2 separate regions of the Mus musculus genome follow, and region 2 is linked to region 1. A link is a loop called in an ENCODE intact Hi-C map of the cell type or tissue named here. Cell type or tissue: left cerebral cortex. All regions are shown on one strand.

Region 1 (2,500 bases):
GACGGACAGCGGAGGAGGGAGGATGGCAGGGGAGGGGGGAGGAGCAGGTTTACTGTATCTAGATGTGTTGCCCTGCCTGAAGGGCCACAGAGGAGTAGGGGAGCAGGCTAATGTAACAGAGCTATGGATCTCCGCAAAACCTGACTGACCACAGCCACCTGTGATGTAACCACACTCTCATCCACAATAGACTGGGGGGCGGGACAGAGTCCGGAGTATCACGTTGTGACGTCATAGAGGTCAGCGTGAGGATGCTGAGAATTGTTTTGTGGCGTTTATCCCTGCTGTAATACACACTGCTGGTGGCGGATATTACCTTAGATATTAAAGTATAAACTTGGGAAACAATAAAACGGTGAGAGGCTCGTGTCATAAAATCGCACACCAAGTGGGACTTAACGGTTTTCTATTCTATGTAGTGCGTGTGTGTGTTCATGCATGAAAGTCTGAGGACAGCTCCCAGGAGTCAGTTCTCTCCTTGAACTATGTGGCTCAAACTCAGGCTGTTAGACTCGGCAGCAGCATCTACACCTGCTGAGCCGTCTCACCGGTTCCAAAGAGGGTCTCTAAGCTCAGCACACTCTGTGCTGTCAGGGACAATGTTCTGTCAAGTGTGACTTCATGACGGATGGATTGAAAGCTTTGGAATGTTTCCGAGACAGGGACTCATGTAGCCCAGACTGGTTCCAAGTTCACTTTGTAGCTGAAGGTGGCCTTGAACTCCTGACCTCCCTGCCGCAGCTTCCTGAGCGCTAGGATTATAGCAATGCCTGACCACTCTCGGCTTGGAGAGGAGGTCTTAGCCCGGGACATTTTGCTTTTTTCCCCAGGTCATAGCTGACAACCCCCACCCCTATTCCCGAGAAAAGGCGGGCTGTGGGTGGGAGGGATTCTGGTGCCATAGCTCGCAACATTCTGGGCTTGTCTGGCCTTCAATGTGCGATTTTTGAGAGTTGGATCGAGAAGAAACGAGCTCAGAATGGCACGCGGGTGTGAAGCCGGCTGCCGCGCCAGCTATTTGCCTGTATTTAAAACACATATGGGTGATATTTTTAAATATCTTTGCTATGTGACTGCAAAACATTGCAGTTGCTACTTCATGGACGTGGGTTTTTATGCAAACCCGAGATGGAGAGGCTGGGTGTGTTGCTCCTCACAGGCGGCTCTTGGGGAGAGCGGGCCCAGCAGGCCCTGCGTGGGGCAGGCCAGGTCCCACCTGTGGCCTCAGGGGCTGCCTGAGGTAATGACTTAGGTTTCCTCTGGGGTACATCACCCCCAACTCCCTCCTTGAGATGGTATAGACACCTCCCTGCTCAGGTCTGACATTTAGATAACCCCAAATCCTTGCTCCAGAGATTGGTCAAAGGGCAAGCACCTTTATCCAGTGAGCTGTCTCCCCTGCCCTCTCTTCTTTTTAGATAGGATCTGATGTAGCCCAGGCTGGCCCCTAACTCATTATGTAGCCTAGGATGACCTTGAAGACGATCTTCCTGCCTCTACCTCCAGAGTGCTGGGATCACAGGCCTGTGTCATTAGGGACCCTGGCGTCCTCATGGCAAAGCAAGGTCATCCATCGGTTACAAGGGCCCCTTGGGGACGGCGCTCTCAGAAGCGTTCCTGTAGGTCTCGGGGGAGGATGAACGCAATCTGAATCTCAGATGTCCCATAAGCTCGTGTGATGGATGCCAGGTCCCTAGCAGGCTGATTACAGAGGCCTCCGAGGAGGACAAGATCCCGGGGGCTCCAACTTCAACCTTGAACTGGGTTGATCTGACGATGCGCGCGCAGCATTCCCAGGCTTTAGCGAGGGGCTGCAGTACCCAGTAGCTCTCTCCACAGGGCGGTAACTAAGAAGTGAGCGGCTCTGCTCTTCCCCACCTCAGATCCTGACAAAGCAGGGCTCCCAATGCCAAAAAAAACCTTTCCTCCTGTAAGGTGACTTCCTCGGTTATTTTGTCACAGTGACAGAAAAAAATGGCTAACACAGAAAATCAGTCCCAAGGGTTGTTCTCACTCAGACTTCTCTCAGAAGCCCAGTCTAGGACGTTTTTCTTCCAACCTCATTGGTCAGCACTGTGTCACATGTCCATGTCGGACTCAGTGGTGTGGTTACTCCTGTCCCTAAAGCAAATGGCTTGGAGAAGAGACCACTGGGAGCTTGAGCAACATAAGGGAAAATGCAAAAATAAATTGATTAATTAATTATTTTTAAAAAGAGGGTTAAAGGGATGGGGAGATGGCTCAGTGGTTAGAGCACTGGCTGTTCTCGCAGAGGACCTGGGTTCAAGTCCAAGCATAGGGCAGCAACATTATATGTGATCATTTATCAGGATCACATCTCGCTTGTCACCGTAGAGCCTACTAACACCTGCATAAAAGATGGGTGTTCGCTGTGAATTAACATGAGGCTTCATACGTGGTAATGTGGAGCATAGTTGAGAGACACAGATCAGTCAGCAAGGACCCAAAGCCCCTTTGTTGTTCATGTTCTGTTCTGCTC
Region 2 (2,500 bases), 170 kb before region 1:
CGGCTTGTGCTGGCTGGCTCTGAGGCCGCAGAGGTGCCTAGCATGAGGGTCTCCCTCCCTGGCACTGATGGGGTCAGCGGCAGCCGCTGTTAGCTGAGCAGCTACTAGGCGCTTGAGGCTCTGTCTCATTCAAGGTGGGAGGGGGAGGAGCTCATCTGTGGAGAAGAGACAGCAGCCCAGAGAGGGAGAGTCAGTTTCCAGGGCACAACATGTGTGTCATAATGCAAACACGGCTCTGTGTGTGTGTGTGGTGTGTATGTGTGTGAAGCACGTGGAACCTCCTGGGGTGGAAGGAAAAGGTCTGTCTTGCTCAGCACCATGCCCCTGTGGTAGGAGAGAGGCCAACAAACAGCAGCAAGCACTGAATATTTGTCGAATGAGAGGCGCAGGGGGAGAGGTGTGTACCAGACGGCAGGCTGGGTGTTCTCTGCTGTGTGTCCCACGGGCCTGGGGAAGGGCAGGCATGGAGGAAGCGGTAAGACAAGACAGCAGAGAGGGGCCTGGCCCATCCCTGGTGCCCAGAGCCCTTCTTCCTCTGCCCCCCCCCCACACACACACATTTGCAGCTCTTTGCTTCCCTCAGCTCTGGGGGTTCACACCTGGAGAGATATGTTGGCACTCCCCATCTCCCAGGCCAGCGCTCCTAAAGGGCTGGTTGTGACACTCCGCTTACTGGGTGCCCCCTCTTTCCACAGCACAAATCTCTGATGGACATTTTCCCAAAGTCCTGTATTTTCAAATGAATTCTACAGCAAGGTTGGACACTGAGAACCACAGGTGCGGATGTATGAGTGTGTGTGTGAGTGTGTTTGTGTTGGGGGCCTTTGTCAGTGAGCTTGTGCCTGTGAGGAGCTAGCATGATGCCTGTCACACAGACAACACCTAGAAATGTCCAGGCAACATGGTACCTGGGCCTTCCGTCTGAGCTCATGTGAAGTTGTTCTCTGTGTTCTTATGACACCTAAGGAACACGAGGGAGGGAAGGAAGGAGAGAAGGAGAGAGGAGGGAGGAGGAGGAGGAAGAGGAAGAAGAAAAGAAGGAAGGAAAGGAGGAGAAAGAGGAGGGGAGGAAGAGGAAGGAGAAAAGGAGAGGAAGATGCAGAAGAAGACGAAGAAGGGGAAGAGGAGAAGGAGGAGGAGGAAGAGGAAGAGGAGGGGATGTAAGTAGGGGCAGTAGGGGCCATCACTGTTCCCAGTTACACTAAAATGTCTTTTCCATGGAGGTGAAGGTGGCTTGATCACTAGATGGCGCTAAAATTAGTCATTTGGGACAAAACTCTAAACTAGTGATTTTACCTCCTGCTTTCATCAAAAATACATTTCACATGGCTTAGATTTAAAAATTTAAAAGAAGATCGCAGGAATACTAAAAAAACAAAAACAAAAAACAAAAAAACAAAAAACCCAATTCTAAACTTCAGGTGAGAATGTGTTTAAAAATAGGACACAGAAAGAAAGATTTGGTAAGATTCTCTACTTTCTAGAAATCATTGCTTGAATGTCTACTAGGTACGATGTATACGAGAGGCTATGAACAAAGTTAAAAAGCAAAAGTCCGTTTAACAGAGAAGATGCCAAACATGTCTACCGGTACCAATGCCCCTGTCCCTAATATACAAAGAGCATGGACAAATCAATAATAATTAAGTCCTGCTATAAATGGAGGAACTGCGCAAAGAGTTGGTCAAACAGCACACTGGGTAAAGAGTAAAAAAAGCTGGGCAGCCCAACCAGGGGAAACAACCTCATTTGTTCTGACCACAGGGTCTGGGATCAAGACAAGGTTTCTATGTACTTTCCCACATTTTTCTCTCTCATCCAAGGAACCCTGTGTCACAGCACTAGCCCTCAGCACATGGGCAGTGTGGGGAGGAGCTCAGGACACCAGGAACACCCACAGAAGAGAAAGAACCACACTGAGGCTGCGGGGTCTGGAGTCTCACAGGGAGGACCCACAGGCATGCCGGGGAAGGGGAAGGTGTGGCTACACGGGGGGGGGGGGGGGGGGGGGGGGGGGGGAGTGGGGTGTGGGGGTGTGGGTGTTCAGACACCACTCCACAGAAGTCAATGCAGGACAAGAGAAGGCAGCCGACAGCAGCTCTCTGTCTTTCTGCTTTCCTGTCCTCTGAGCAGAGGGTGTGTAAAGCAAAGCTACTTTCTTTCTTCTTTTGTATCTTTCTTCTTTTGTTCTTTTAGGCTGGGAAGATGCATTAAAAAACCCGAAACCTGGCCAGGCAGCTCCTTACAGCACAGACTCAGCAACACCCACCCGGCTCCCTGAGTGCTAGACAGGTAACCACCCTGTGAGATCCACAATAGACGCTTGCATCCCTTGGACTCCGACGCCCACAGGCTATGGGATGTTTCCCTAAACACGCTCACGCACAGAGCATCAAACCCTCACGCCAGTCCACCAGAAGGGTGTACGACCCTCTCTTTTCCTAAAGACCCAGAGAGCAGAGAGGGCGAGGTTCTGGGCTCAGGTCACTGAGGACAAAGG

What was found. Peaks named below come from ENCODE experiments on the same cell type or tissue, not always from the same donor. Only the 100,000 strongest peaks of a DNase experiment are listed, where the experiment ranks them.
Region 2: a loop joins it to region 1, with 6 times the contacts of the local background. A loop is called at or near these places in 12 of 42 quality-filtered maps.

Annotation. Positions count from the first base shown.
Region 1 is chr5:122,062,710-122,065,209 of GRCm38, forward strand. No RefSeq gene overlaps it. Among named protein-coding and RNA genes, the nearest start is that of Gm52786, 8.8 kb to the left of the region's middle. In left cerebral cortex, no CTCF peak of the experiment used is centred here; a DNase peak (open chromatin) is centred at 1,010; H3K27ac peaks cover 789 bases.
Region 2 is chr5:121,892,538-121,895,037 of GRCm38, forward strand. All of the region lies in intron 5 of Cux2 (cut-like homeobox 2), which reads right to left. It overlaps Gm52785 (a long non-coding RNA gene), which reads left to right. Exons shown (of 3, transcript XR_003955779.1): 2 at 696-777; 3 at 1,824-1,946. Among named protein-coding and RNA genes, the nearest start is that of Gm52785, 26 kb to the left of the region's middle. In left cerebral cortex, a CTCF peak has its summit at 1,248 (motif pointing right); DNase peaks (open chromatin) are centred at 1,235, 1,906 and 2,277; H3K27ac peaks cover 1,560 bases.